Regions from separate parts of the Homo sapiens genome. Here region 2 is linked to region 1. The links are chromatin loops, found by intact Hi-C in ENCODE. Cell type or tissue: Calu3. All regions are shown on one strand.

Region 1 (8,000 bases):
GTGACTATGGGACATCTGAGTTGAACAGGATGAATATAAATCATTACACAAAAGTGATAAAGCTTTATGGCATGAGTATTTATGGTATTAATGAGTATTTGCCAGAAACAGGGAAGTATTTTTAGAATAAAGAGAAGTGAGGACAGAACGTTGAAGACTGTCCATTTGATGGAGTAGAAGCACAGAAAGAAGTCAATGAAGGTGACTGTGGAACTCAATATCCTAAAAGGCTCTCAAGAATTCCTGTCTCCTGGTTTTCACACCTTCCTGTCATCTCCTTCCTTTGCATGCAGGCAGGACATAGTAGTGGCTTGTTTCTAGTTGATAGAAACAGCAAAAATGAGAAAATCTCACTTCCAGGAATAGGTCATAAGAGATTGTGTCTTCCGTTTTTCTGGTATTCACTCTCTCTGCCTCTTCTCACATTATTGTCATGATGGAGAGGGACACTTGGCAAAGAACAGAGGGCAGCCCCCAGCCAGCAGCCAGAGAGGAACTGAGACTGCTGTCCAACAGGTCCTGGAGAATTCAATTATCCCAACAACCACATGAGTGAGTTTGGAAGCAGATCCGTCCCTAATTAAGCTTTCAGATAATGCCACAGATCCTGGGCCAATATCCTTTTTAAAACTTTGAGTTAAATTTTTTTTAAAATTTTTAATTGACCAATAATAATTGTATATATTCATAGTATACATAGTGACGTCTCTATACATATAATTTATATGATCAGATCAGATCAGGGTAATTAGTGTATCCATCATCTCAAATGTTCATCATTTTTTTGTGATGGAAAAATTCAATATCCTCTTTGTTTGTTTGTTTGTTTGTTTGTTTGTTTGAGACAGAGTCTCACTCTCTCCCAGAGGCTGGAGTGCAGTGGCATGATCTCGGCTAACTGCAACCTCTGCCTCCTGGGTTCAAGTGATTCTCCTGCCTCGGCCTCCTGAGTAGCTGGGATTACAGGAATGTGCCAACACATCCAGCTAATTTTTGTATTTTTAGTAGAGACGGGTTTTCACCATGTTGGCCAGGCTGGTCTTGACGTCCTGACTTCAAGTAATCTGCCTGTCTCAGTCTCCCAAAGTTCTGGGATTACAGGCATGAGCCACTGGGCCCAGCTCAATATCCAAGTTCTGGCTATTTGAAACTCTACATTGTTAACTATCGTCATTCTACATTGATATAGGACACTAGAACTTATTTTTCCTATCTATCTGTTACTGTGTATCCTTAAGCATCTTGATTGCAGTCTTGTAGAGTGTTGGTTTTGAGTTTGTTGGTAGAGTGTAGAGATCATGTCGCAGAGGACCAGCAAAATCATGCCTCAAATGCTGAGCCATAGACACTATGAGATAATAAACATTGTTGTTTTAATCTGTTAAATTTTGGTGTCATTTGTTACAAAATAGGTATCTTATGCAGACAGAAATATATCCTTTGAATAAATAAGAACAGAAACCAGAGTATGCAGTGTCATAGAAGACAAAAGAGAAAGGAAACTTCAAGAGGAAGAGAGTCCTCAACAGGCTAACTGTGGCACATTAGTCGCATAGGGTATTGGCTATTAAAAGACCCCTTGAACTTGGAAGTAAAATTTGAAAAAGTCTTTGATTGAGGGGCAATGGATAAAAAATAGCTTATGTGGTGTGGATGGGGATGTTGGCCAAGAGCAGACTTATTTGGGGTTTCTGGCAGGAAAAAAAGGAAAAGGAATTTACAACAGTAGCTTTGATGGAAAATTATTATCTTTATAATATAAATTTCTAGGTTTATCTCTAGGAAGAGGGAAGGTCTAAGGATCCTGAGAGGTATAGGAAGATGTGAAATCATTTATTGAGTACCTACTATATATCCCTCACTCGTTTCAGCACTAGAGACGCAGCAGCAAGAAAAAAAAAAGGTAAAGATCTTTGCCTCTCATAGTTTACATTAGAGTAGGAAGAGACAGAAAATGAAATAAGTAAAACATAAAATTTGTTAGATGCTGATATGTGTTATGGAAGAGAAATATTCTCAATATTCAGCCTTATGAGGAGGAGAAATACCACTTTCTCCAAGAAATATGGTAAAAATGTCAGATGATACTAGAGAGATGCTCTAAAATGGAGGGAGGGGAGAGGACAATTGAGCCATTTTGTAGAGAATGTGGCCTTTTACTCTGCTTTTGCCTAACACTTGTCTTAGCATATGTTTTTCAACACTGTACTGGGCTCCTACCTCTTTCACTATATTTATGCAGGAATTGACACATGTTGGAGGATTAATCGTTGATGTACAATCTTGGTCCCTTTATTATGGACGGCAATAAAATTCACAGTAACCAAGGCAGTACATTTTTCAATTACACATTATATTGTTTCATTAGCTGTCATACGTCACCTGCACCTACCTATCAACTAGCACTTTTTACTTCATTATGTGCCCGCAGTCATCTTTTAGTGACAATCACTGTATCCTGAATTGTCATAACAAGCCCTAATCTCAAGCAGCAATCCATGTTTCAGCTGCATTTTAGAACACATTTATGTATATGATTTCAGCAAATGTAGTTGAGTGCAATAGAATTGATTCCATGTCCTCCCTTCCTCCCCACCCCATATTTGTATATGGTATATATCTTCCCATTATTGTTTCCAGAGTAACATCACACTTTTCACTGCGAGTTGGCTCTACATTTGTGGACTTAACGTAATGGCCCATAGTGTTTAAATAGGTTGCCCAAAGTCACTGAATATATCAAGGTCTTGGTCATGGTGTTTCTAGATTGGTTCTCTAGAGTAGTTAGCAATTTTAGAGACAGTAAGGCAGGCCTGGAAAGGGTCTGTGAAAAAGTTCCTTAGAAAAGGGGATGATCTTTAAAAAAAGCAATCCATTCAGCCTGGACTAAATTCTGCCTCATGTGTCAGAGCCTATCATTTTCCTTCTTTTTCCTTTGGAGTTCTATTTGTGCAAGACCGTAGTGTCATTTCCAAGCTTTAATCAAAGATATACAAATACTCACAACTGCATTAATACCATGTCTATTTGATGATGCAATCTGTCTCTCCATCTGAATTCTTGCATGTGACGTGTGAACACTCCCAGTCCCAAATTTGCTACCACTTTGCTATAGATGCCTGAAATCGAGAACCCCATAGCATCCCTGTCTTGAGACCTTGTCAGAGTTTCACTCTCAACTAGAGATGTAGTTTTCCATTCCACTTCAAGTAAACTCAAGCCTTAGTCCCCTTTGCTTCCAGCTCTTCCTTAGCCAGGTCTGGAAACCCTGCTGAACTTCCTTCTGACTGCCTGGTGTTTTCTTAAAACAGACTTTCCCCACTCCTCCTTGGCCTGAAATATTCCAAAACAACATTCTGGGAATTCCCAATTAGAGATTCTTCCTCACTTCTTATATAACCAGTGAAGCTACCAATGCCATTCAGGATGTGGCCAATTTTATATCCTCTCATTCCTTTCGATTTTTCCGGTTAAGCTAATTTAATCCCTTCCCCACCAACAATCCCTTTTCCCAAATCCATATTCATAGTCTTCTTAGTAGGAGGTAAAGGGCATTAAATCCTAAAGGTTTCTGCTAATTTTCCCCATTCCTCTTTTGCTAACAGGGGAAGGCTTGTGTTTCCGCTGGGTTTGCTAGCAATGGGATTTTTTTTTCTCTATTCCTTAACACGGTTCTATAATTAATGCATGTTTCTTTGATTCTACATTTATATTTAACACATTTTAAAAGGTACAAAATGCGTTTTAAAGACGCTTCCCGATCCCTTGTGATTATTGGAGCACAGAGGAGCCATGTAAGGATCATGAGAGGAACTCAAGAAGGAGGGGTGGGCTACTGCCAGACTTCCCAGAGCAGAAGCCATGTGAAGGGGAAGTTCACTGACTTGGAAACTCTTGCACCACCTGCTGGTAATTTAGGAAAGCAATTATATGCCAGACGGGGACTGACGTACTCACTGTGGTATTTGGGAGCAACCACACTCTTTGCGTATCATTTTATCATCAGAGTCTGGAGGGCTGACAGATGCGGAGCTTGTGCTGAAACTTATGGAAAACTTAGTTTTGGCATCTCACACTCCTGGAAAACTGGCTAGCTTAAAAAAGAACGCTTTCTCCTCTTTTCCTCAATCCACTCCAACTCAACCTCAGCCTTGTGAGAGCTAAGTTTTCGAACGCCTCTCTATTCGTTCTACTCCGGTGTTGCTTCCTTGGCAAGTTCCTGAGTGGGCTCTTTCTCTCCAACTCTTGGAGCTCATTTTCTAAGAATAATGTCTACTTTGTTGTCCATTGACAGTGCCCTGGGGCATTCACATGCAAAGAGACTTAGAGACCAGGATAATTTCTGTGGCCTACAAATCATGAAAGGGGATGCTCTGGGGAGAGAAAGGAAAGAGTGCAAACTGAAATGGCTTTTCTCCTTGCATCAAAAATGCCTTGAGCTGCATCCCTTAACACCTTAATGGACACCCAACAGTCACTGCACTGATAAGGAAGCTACTAGAAGCTACTTAGCACAGAGTTATCACTCAATATGACTGACCATCATTCAGTAACTCTGAAATGTAAAGGATCCAGGTAATTTCTGTGGCCAATAGTTCTCAGCCCTCCCAATACATAGAAAGCACCTGGGCGCTTGGCTTATTAAATTGGTAGATTCCTGGGCACTGTCCCAGGGATCCATTTTATACCTCACATTTGGGCTCTGGAATCTGCACTTCTAAGAAAGCCTCTGAATTGTTCTGATACAGACGATGCTTAGACCACACTTTAAGGAACACCGCAGAAGTGTTTCTTATTCGCAGAATAAAAGGTTTCATTTCCAAAAACTGTTTCGCCAATTAGATCTTCTGTTCATTTATCCCACCTTCTTTACTATTGCTGCTTTGGAAGAAAATCAGATTATTGTTGGAAAATTAGAAAACACAGGTGAATAAAAATGAAAAATCAAACTCACATCCAGAGAAATAACTCATGCTAAACTGTTAATTTTTTGTGTATATTCTTAAAAAATGTATACATACACATAATATAAAATATTTGTGTATATGTCTATACTTTATAGGTTGTTTAGTTCACTTAATAAATCATAAATGTCTTTGCATACTGGCAAATCCATAATATCTTCATCATCACTTTTAATGGTTATTCCATTAAACAGATGTATGGTTATTCAGCCAGTGCCCTAACATCGAATATTTAGATTTTCTCCCAATAGTTCTATCTTATAAACCAAACCTGTGATGAGCATTTCTGTACATATGCCTACTTGTTCAGTCATTTCCTAAGGACAAATTCCTAGTAGCAGAATTATCAAGTCAAAGGATAATAGATTTTAAGGCTTTGATAAATTGCCAAATGTCCCCAAGAAATGTTTCCTGATTTACTCTCTCAGCGGCACTCAATAAAAATGAGGAAACACCCCTTCCCAATCTGGATATTATAATTTAAAAAAAAACTATTCCCATATGCTTTGATAGAAAAATTGTTTCTATTGTTTTAATGCGCAGTTATTTGACTCATAGAATGAATCTATTCTTTCTTACTATATGTTTGCCACCTAAGATTCTTATGTTACGAGCTGCTTTTTCATATGCTTTGTCCACTATATTTTTGAAACATTTGTCATTTTCTTAGTTAGTAGGAAGAACTCTTTACACTAACACTTAACAGTTTGTTAACTATATTTTATGTGAACACTTTGTTCACTGCATATGTGCAAATATATTACATATATTAACACTGTATTGGCTACATATTTGCAAATATTCCCAGACATTTTAAATACTTGTTGATAGTATTTTTAACTGGTTTGCTTTTATTGTTGTACAAGTATGATTAACTTTTATAAGGCAAAAATGTATCATTATGTTTTTAGAATTTCTGTCTTCAATGTCATATGTGACAAGACCTCTCCTCCTTCAAAATTATATAAATATTCACTCAAACTTTCTTCCAGTATTTTGTAGTTTATTTTTACACTTAGATCTTAGATTCATCTGAAATTTTTGTATGTGGAAGAATAACTTCATTTTTCATATTGTCAGCCTGTTGTCCTAATGGTTATCTCATTTTCTGTGAGAGAAAAGTTCTAAACAGCTATCTCAGTTACATACATATGCATGGTCTGGGAGAAATGAAACGAAGCAAAACATCTCCTTAGGAGGGTGCTCCCTGACATTAGCTCTGTGGAAAACTTCCTGTTGTAGTGGATTTTTGGGACTTCCTAATATATATCACTTCTGGAGGAAGCCATCCGCCTCCCCTTCCCTTTCCTTCTCACGATCTACAGATCTGTAGGTTTCCAAAGGCTGTTGCATCTCAGATAAATTGACAAGTAAAAGGAGAAGATAATGTAAGGAATTCACTATGATTAAATATTAATATTTTATTTGTATACTCCGGTTCCCTTCCATTCTCTATCAGTGTTTTCTGTACCTCACAACTATAACATGGTAGAGTGAAATGAGCACCAGCTGTGAGAGCACACATGTGTATTTTAACCCTGGCTCTGCCGCGAACTTGCATCTCTCAATCTTTTGTGAAATGGGGTGTATGCATTCGTCTACTTGGGCTGGTATAATGAAATACCACAGACTGGGTGGCTTAAACAACAGAAATGTATTTTCTCCCAGTTCTGTAGTCTGGAATTCCAAGATCAAGGTGCCAGCAGAGTTGGTTTCTGGTGAGGCCTCTGTCTTTGGCCTGCAAACGGCCTTTCTTCTATGTGTATGCAGAGAGAGAGAGAGAGAGATCTCTGCTGTCTCTTCCTTTTCATGTAAGGACACCAGTTCTGAACTGGAGCCCTACCCTATGACCCCATTTAACCTTCACTGCCTCTTTAAAGGCTCTGTCTCCAAATGCAGTCACAGTGGGGGTTAGGGCTTCAACTCATGAATTTTGGAGGGACACAATTCAGCCCATAACAATATGGATATCTAGATCTCATACAGATTTAAACACTTTGAACACCATTTCAAATAAGTGTCAGTGGCTTTGGGAAAAGGAGCCTGAAAAATGCAAATTGCATTTCCATTGAAGTCAGCCAATTTGTATTGAAGTCAGCCCAGGGCTGTGCTTGGAGCCCTGTTTGTTCAAGAGTAGTATACAAGCATAGTCCCTGCTCTTTAACTGCATAGCCTCTCATTCATTGTTGAGGAGGTGATGCCAACCTCTGAAACAATAAGAGAATAGTACAAAACCCAGTATCATTAAGGGCAAGTTGTGGGCTTCAACAAATGTTTCTACTTACCATCAGATAATAAGGCATCTTTAGAGTTCCAACACTAAAGTTGTGCTGAGACCATTTTCTGGGTTTTTAGCGCCTTCAGAGGCAAAGCAGAAAGTAGCATCAAATTTCTCCTGTGAAAACTTCTTTGAGTGTTAACTTGTTCTGAATGGAGGCAGGTAACCCTGTTCTGAGCTGACAAAATCAAACTTTACTTGATGCATGGACAGAGAAGCCCAGTGGAGTTTGATCCAGGCACATTTAGGTACATTACCTTCAAAGAGACCTGCTAGAGACTACAGGAGTTGCTGGAATTTTGGATCAAAGGGAGACAGGAAATAGCATCAGTATATTTTTTTTCCTGAAAATGAATGTTATTTCAGAAAACGGAAGCATGTTTGGGCTGAGAGGACAGGTTGCCAGTTGTCTGAACCAGTCATTCCAACCAGGCTTCACACTTCTGCAAAGAAGAGAGGGTGAGTTTACAGGGAGAGGGTGCAGTCCTTTTCAAAGACAAGTAATGGCATTAGTGTTCAAAAAGCAGATAATCTCAGTTACCAAACTGGTGAGAAGCCTGGCAAATCCAGCAGGGGTGGAAGGAGGGAACAGTGGGGCTGCAGATACTGCTAACAAGGAGTGCACCATGGCTAGCAGTGAGTCAGGCTCACCTGTTATCGCCTGACATCACTCCCTTTCCTCAGCTCCCTCTCCCCTTCCTTGGAAAGCAGATTGCTAAATACCTGATTGTAAGCCCCACAAGTGGAGCTACCTGAAG
Region 2 (8,000 bases), 280 kb before region 1:
ATTCTTTGCTGCCCTTCAAAAGCCTCTCAGAGAAGGATTAATCCAATACTCAAATACATCATTTGTAGACATGTCTGTGTTGATCAGAGAAACTAATGAATTCCCAAATAATCATATAATGATGTAATACACTCCACTTCAAAACCAAATGATGTTTGTTCTTGTGCAACTACCTGGAGGCAGAAGAAAGGAGCTTCTGCCTGTTTCCCTCCATCCCTCCCTTCCTCTCTCTCATTTTTCTTCCTTGCTTCTTCCCCAGCAACTCCCACTTCTCTCTAGTTCTCATTCATCTCTTTCTCTTTTATTGCTCCTCGAGTTCTTCATTGTTTTAAAAAGCCAACCTAGTTTCAGGACCAGCTTTAGGCACTGCTGATCCTCCCGTGGGCTGGGAAGCTCTCTCCAGGAATGTTTTCTTCTGCCACAGATCTGCTGAGTGAAGTGAGTCCTGCTGGGCCTCTCATTCCTGCCTGGTTCACCCTGAACATCTGCTCAGAGGTGAACGACGACGGAGGGAGAACACATGCATACCTTCAGCTCAGTGTAACATTTTCCTCTGCAGATCACAGACCTCCACAAGGCCCTTAAATCTTTTGAAATATAAATGGCAATTCTACTTGCTACTTGTAAGGCCAAGCCTGGTACCATTGGCGGCACCACAGAGTCATTAAAATTCTTCCGTCAGATCTTTGTACGTGCAATCAATGTATGGATTCCTTTTGACACAAACTGGCATTTCAACACACAAGGGAACATTGGTGAAAACAAGCTGGTTTATTAATTGAAGTGATAATAAATAATTCCCCTAAACTTCAATATGTTTAGGCCAAGTCTTGGCTCCGTCATCTGAGCTCTGAGGCTATTTTAAAACATGGAATTCCTTTGTGCTTTTTCCAGCATGAAACCAAATCAAAACCAGAAAGATCCTTTTCTATCGCAAAGTTACTTAACTGTTAATTTGGTAGTAGACCTTATACACCAAACTCTATAGGGTATTATTTAAATATGGTTTCTTTAAAAACTATTTAAGTGGCAACTTGCAGGAGGCAGAGACAAGAAATGGTTAAACAACAAACGCCCTTCAGCAAAGCACAATTTAAAATCTCATTCATCAGATTCCACCTGTCTTTGGAAAACATTCTAACTTTATAGAAATTGAAGACTATCCATAGCCCCGAAAACTGTTGGTATTAACACTGTAGGGCATCCTGTGTCCTGACGTCTAGGTTCCTTATCCAGAATACGTGTTCTGTCTGACAAATTTTGGGGGTGTTGTTTTGCCTCCAAGATATTCAGATGTTCCTTTTTTGACAACTGTGGTTTTAATTAACCATCTTTCTGTGTATTTAAAGCAAAATGAACTTGGTCTAGTCTGGACAATAAAGCATTTTTATTTATGAACGCCATCCCTGTCATGTTAATTTGCACCACATTTCTGATTTATCCTAAAAGAACACATTCCACAGTGGATTTGGAGGAGTTAAAGGGAATCTACAGGGTGACTTTAATCTTTATGTCTTTATATACTGGAGGGCATTTTACTGCACCTCTGCACTGCTCTCACACAATCATTTTCTGCTTTAGAAATGTAGCCATTTGGATCAATAGTTACAGTACAATATATTGTACTTCTGATGGGGGCCTCCTAGGATGATTAAGGAGCACTGTGGTGATTTCACCAAATACTTGATTATGCTCAAAAATCTATTTTTAAAAAGAAAGTTATCACAACATACACAGAGCCAAATTTATAGGCATTCTAATGAAATGTTACTTACACTACTTACGTATATTAAAATAAAATTAGGAAAAATGGAGTGCAAAGAACACTTTGCAGCTTGAAAAATAGAGATATTTAATGGGACACTAGAGCAGTAGCAGCTAGAAGTAGCTGTCTTTTGGAATTTGTAGCTGCTGTGATATTTTGACTGCTACCAAACACTGAGATTTTTGGGTTCAGCATCTATTTCTGGCTGATGTGATGACTATACACTTCTAATATTGGAAAGAAAAGAGGAGAAAAATCCCTGAGATGGCCACAGATGTTTGCAGAGTGCACAGAGATGGAGCAAGAAAAGATGTAAAGACAGTATATGTCTCCTAAAGTGTTAACAAATGTAGGCTTCAAGTTGAGGATTTTACTGTAAATTCTTTATCTGTAAACAAACTGGGTTATCACAGCTGTTTATTGTACTGCTAGTCCTGATCCTAACCTTTATGTCTTTATTGCTTATATACCATTCCCTTGTTTATGCGTCTGTACCATTTGGTGCCCTTGAACTTGGTTCCTCTGAGCCCCGACCCCTGCATGCTTGCTCACTCACTCTACTCACGTCTGCAATCGGTAAATCTGAGACAGGCCCTGGCTGATAGCCGAGCTGCAGTAGGGCAATTAACACAGAACTAAAGTGTCATTCATGGCAGGGTAGGGAGAGTGGCAGACCGCAGATGACAGTTCTCAGTTCTGAAGCTGTGACATCCAGGCCAGACCCAGGATTATAGGGAACAAGGGGAAAAAAGAAAAGGGGGAGGGTAGGGGGTTGTATTTGGATGGAGAGAGTTCTCCAAAGAAAAGCGCTGAGTGGTTTCTCTTTGAAGAATTGTTTATTCCCTGTATCAGATTCCAGCTGTCTGACCAGTTAATTGGATGAATACCTAGAGGAAAACATTCTGTGCACTAAGTGAATTGGGGAAAATGGGCATCTTTCTTTCTCTTTAGAAAGAGAAAGTGCTTTTTCTTAAAAAAAAAAAAAATCACCAACTCTCAGTCAGCCTTTAACGGTGTTTCTGCCAGACTTAGATTAAAAAAAGGAAAAGAAATATCTTTTATTAAGTGCTTGCCTCCCCCCACCTTTTTACCCGCTCATGGTTTCCCCTGCAGCCACCTACCTGTGCCAGCTCTGATATCTTAATAAAGTTAGTGTTGAAAAGAAACAGAGCGCTCAGGTGGCTGCTCTCTGAGAAGCAGGTTCCTTTTTAGCCCCTTCCTCTGAGTGGCTCTGGAGACCCACCTATGCAGTAAGAGAAAGCTACTCCCATTTACCCCAAGTCAGAGGGCTAGAGGGCCCCCAGGCCACCAGGGGGCATTCTGGATCCTGAGGTTGAATATCTAGGTGTCAGCTTCTTGAAAGTTGTGCAAATCAATTTTGAGAGCCATTTTTTAATTTTGAGTGCCCTCCTTCCCCTCCTTCTTCTTACTCCCCCTTTGCCACACTGGACCTTGGCTTACTTACAATTCTCTCCAAACATTTTAACTTTTCATGAGATTGCTTCCAACTGTTAGGAGGCCATATTTAATAGTAGTAGCTATCATTTATTGAGTATTTAATTGATGCCAGGTGTTCTATATACTGTAACTTTATTTTTCACCAAACACAAAGAAAGAAAAATATAAAACATGGATAATTATCTTTATGTTCCAGATGAGGAAGCTGAAACTAAGAACAATCAAATATCTTGCCCAAGGTCAAATGGTGAGAAAGGATAGAAACAAATTTCAACCTACTATGATTCCAGGAAACAAGTCTAAAGCACTGGACCTCTATCTCAGCTCTATTATTCACTGGCTATGAGATCTTTTGGGTCAGTCCCTTAACCACTCTATGTCTCAGGTACCTTATCTGTAAAATGGGAATAATAACACTTGAAGGATTTTTGTGAGGATTCAGTGAGTTGATCCTGTGTATATAAAGTGCTTGGAGTATTGTCCAGTGCACGCCAAGAATCCTGCAGATGTGGTAGCTGTTGTTATCAGCACCATTACCTTGCCTCCCTGTTTATGGTGCACAGGTGAAGGGATTAGCAAGTTGGGGAAGTTGGTATGGTAATTTACACAGAACAACTGGCAATCTATAGAAGCATGGAAACAGAAAAAGAAAGAAAAGACTTGAATTTTGGACACAAGATTTATTTTTGAAGCATCAGATAATTCCATCCAAATAAATGTGGATGATTCAGATGTGTACTGGGTTCACACAAAGGATGGAATGCTCAAAAGCAGTTCCTAGACTAACATTTTTCCCTTAATGGTTTGCTAAGAAAGCAGCTAATAAGGCTTTAGCATTACTGTGTTTCATGTCGTACACTCTACAGTGTGGTTGTAAAATGAAGGCAATCTCTGCCACATGAACATGATATATTGGAATTAGCATCTTGCCCAGGAAGATAAGACTGAAGTCCTGAACATCTACATTTGATAGTATCATGTTTCAGAATTGTATATATTTGTGCTAAAATGAACTTTAGGGATCATTTTCAGGATGAGGTGACGAAGTTGGGAGTTTGAGACCAGCCTGACCAACATGGAGAAACACTGTGTCTACTGAAAATACAAAATTCGTCGGCCATGGTGGTGCATACCTGTAATCCCAGCTACTCGGGAGGCTGAGGCAGGAGAATCACTTTCACCTGGGAGGCGGAGGTTGCAGTGAGCCAAGATCACACCATTGCACTCCAGCCTGGGCAACAAGAGTGAAACTCCATCTCAAAAAAAAAAAAAAAAAAAAAAATCTCAGTGGAATATAACAAAATGTATTTTGTTAGCTGCCATGTCTTTGGTTTCGCTGGAAGTTGACTGATCTGGGCTGGACTCAGATGGGTGGCTGTACTGATCTTGTCTGGGCACTCTCACAAATCTCTAGGAATGCTGACTTGGCTTGATTGACCCAAGGAAACTTGTCAGGGATGTCGTCGCTGTATTTGACTCATTTTCCTCTTGAAACCAGTAAGCTAACCCAAGCACAGTCTCTTACAGCAATGAGACAGACTCAAGAGCCTAACTTACAAATACTTTACAAGTCTCTTCTTTCATCCTGTGTGTCATGCTCCATTGGCCAAAGAGAGTCACATGGTCAAACCCAGATATGAAGAAAAGAATGAGGAAGAACAACCACCCATTGTGAGGCCAAAGCAAGTAACATGAGCAAGACTAACCTCAGTAGAATGAGAAAGTATACTCCCCCCATGGAAGTGAGGGTATGAGAATCAATCTTTCTGGAGAAAAAAAATTATTATACTTGGGGTTACTTTATGCATTTCTTGTTCAAGATTCATCTCATTAGACTATGATTCAAGGTCTTCCAAAACCTGGTAAAAACCTAGATACCTAATCTTGTTCATTCATGTATGCCCCTAAGAACATTTCAGCTCTAGTTAAATTAGTCTATGTGTTTGTTGTGTTTAGATTTACATATTATTGTCTCACCTTGTGCATCTGTTCAAGGAACCCACACCTGTCAAAATTCCACTTAATCATCCTACATATAATTTAATGTTCAGTTTATGTGCTTTCTCTTAGTTAAGAGAAAGCATATGGAATTAATGCATTGAACACTATGCTGGCACTCTGCTAGGGGCCTTGCATATGTCCTTTCATTCAATTTTTAAAATAATTTGGGCATTGTTTTTTTCTGAGAAAACTGAGATTCAGAAAGTGTATAAATTGCTAAGATCAAATGTGTTTATTGGTGACAGAGAAAATTCAAGCCAAAGTCTGATTCCAAAGTCCATGTTCTTTCTACACCACCATGAAACCTATCAAGTAAGATTTTACCTTCAGAGAACCCTTAGTATTTATTGCTTCTAACATTAATTTGACAATTAACATTAAATTGTTTTTAATTTATTCCTTGGAATTCTGCCATATTGCTACATGCATTCTTACATAACTCTTTTTTTTTTCTGTTTTTTGTTTGTTTGTTTGTTTGTTTCTTTTTGCGACAGAGTCTCACTCTGTCACCCAGGCTGGAGTGCAGTGGCGCAATCTCAGCTCACTGCAACCTCTACCTCCCGGGTTCAAGCAATTCTCTGCGTCAGCCTCCTGAGTTGCTGGGATTACAGACGCCCACCACCACACCCAGCTAATTTATGTATTATTAGTAGAAACAGGGTTTCACCATCTTGTCCAGGCTGGTCTTGAACTCCTGACCTTGTGATCCACCCGCCTCAGCCTCCTAAAGTGTTAGGATTATAGGCGTGAGCCACCGCGCCCGTCCTCTTACATAACTCTTTAAAGGCACATTTGTTAAGTTTTTGCTTATGTTTTATTTCCCCTAAGGCAAGTAAGAAATGTAGCCTTTAAACTTCTTTATTTGGATGAGAGTACCTAGTACAGTGCATTCCACATGTAAATATTAATAAATGCATAGTTTGATGAGTCTCAATAGGTTAGAAAATTGCCTTTAATATTAACTTATATCCCATGATGCCTTACCTCTTGATTATTAAAAAAAAAAAAAAAACTTTTTTGATAAGAAGAAATAACTGGGAAATCATTCATTTTTATTTTTTCTAAATTAGTGGCCATGGGCTGAGATCTTAAGAAAGCTATCGAATGTTAAGTCAGGATAATACATGGACTGTGTCTTTGTAATAGCTTTATTTTTATTTTTGCTGAATAATAATGGACTTTTTAAGTGTCTTTAAGGAAATAAAACTTGAATTCTAGCAGTATTGGATTGAAAACTGGTTAAAAGGAAGGATGCTGCAAAAAATTACTAGTTATCAGCTCAGAAATTAGTTGATGGCCTCTGGATCACAAGTGACACTGGTGTTCCGTAAGTTTATTAACAACCTGAAAGATGGGGTGAAGTGGCAGGGCAGCAAATTTATTTAACCACATAATTATTCAGATACTAAACATAGATGTAGTCAAGAATAAGGGGTGGGGAGAACTTCAGAAAGACCAAAGGCATTTAAGTAATCAAGCTCCACGATAGTGAATAGAATTCAGTGTTGCAAGTTCAAGGTAAGACACAGTGGAAGAACCAATTCAAACTACTCATACACAGTACACTAATAGCTTCTGAATTACCTACAGCCTCTCAAGAAAGAAATCGAGAAGTCACAGTCGACGGCTCAAAGAATATGTTGACATGACATACAGGAAAAAAATTTTGTAAATAAATAAGATATTGGGTTGTATTAAGAAGGAAATCAAGGATAATGTGAAAAATAGTATGTCTTTGTTATATATTAAAACATCTTAATAGTCATTCAGGAAACAGGGAATTAAAAAGTCACCTTGAGTGTTGCCTTTAGTTAGGAAGACTTCATCTGTTTAAAAAAGATAAAAGGGAAACATGGGGGAAACCCAAGGAGAATAGTAAAACCATCAAAAATTTGTTAGAACTCCATACAGGAGGCATGAGAGAGATTTCATGTCTTTGGTAGAGAAAATGAAACAGAAAAGATTGTGAATGGGAAAAGAAAGGCCAATGTGGTTTTTAAATTTATTTTAGGTTCTGGGTACATGTGCAGTATTGTTACATAGGTAAATTGTGTGTCATGGGGGTTTGGTGTACAAATTATTTAGTCACCCAGGTAATAAGTATAGTACCTGATAGGTAGTTTATCTATCCTCATCCTCTTCCCTCCTTCATCCTCAGGTAGGCCCCAGTGTCTGTTGCTCCCTTCTGAGTGTCCATCTGTAGTCAGTGTTTAGCTCCCACTTATAAGTGAGAACATGGGATATTTGGTTTTCTGTTTCTGTGTTAGTTGGCTTAGGATAATGGCCTCCAGCTCCATCCCAATGTGGATTTTTTATTGTTTCCTGATTATATGTGGATGTGTGGATATGCTAGCATGGAAGATGTGAAATAGAGGATGGATTTTTACCATGGGTCCTGTTTAGACAGAACACACACATAAGCCTTGCATGGCATTCCCACACCAATCCATTGTAAACCATTGCAATGTCTTTGTTATATATTCTAAAAAGAAAGCAGAGTATTTGTAACCATTAAGATTCCATAGGAATGCTTGACAGGAAATATATTTGCATCTAGAAATGATGAAAAAATTCTATGAGCACATTTCCAACAGAGAAAGAGTTAGTGTCATAGGTTACTTTTATCAGCTGGGACAACATTACAAATATCTGAATCCAATAAGGCTTAGAAAATTTGTGACTATTAACATTGTTGGATGTTCATTCAGGGTATATTCTTACCCACCAGCATCCATTCCTTGAAGGAAAGAAACATGGTGTATCAGCTGGAGTCCTG

What was found. Peaks named below come from ENCODE experiments on the same cell type or tissue, not always from the same donor. Only the 100,000 strongest peaks of a DNase experiment are listed, where the experiment ranks them.
Region 2: it touches region 1 in a loop (2.3-fold over the local background); 3 of 110 quality-filtered maps call a loop at or near these places.

What each region holds. Positions count from the first base shown.
Region 1 is chr2:59,297,916-59,305,915 of GRCh38, reverse strand. All of the region lies in intron 2 of LOC105374754 (a long non-coding RNA gene), which reads left to right. Among named protein-coding and RNA genes, the nearest start is that of LINC01793, 84 kb to the right of the region's middle. In Calu3, a CTCF peak has its summit at 3,909 (motif pointing left); a DNase peak (open chromatin) is centred at 3,925.
Region 2 is chr2:59,580,219-59,588,218 of GRCh38, reverse strand. No RefSeq gene overlaps it. Among named protein-coding and RNA genes, the nearest start is that of LINC01793, 370 kb to the right of the region's middle. In Calu3, no CTCF peak of the experiment used is centred here; a DNase peak (open chromatin) is centred at 3,068.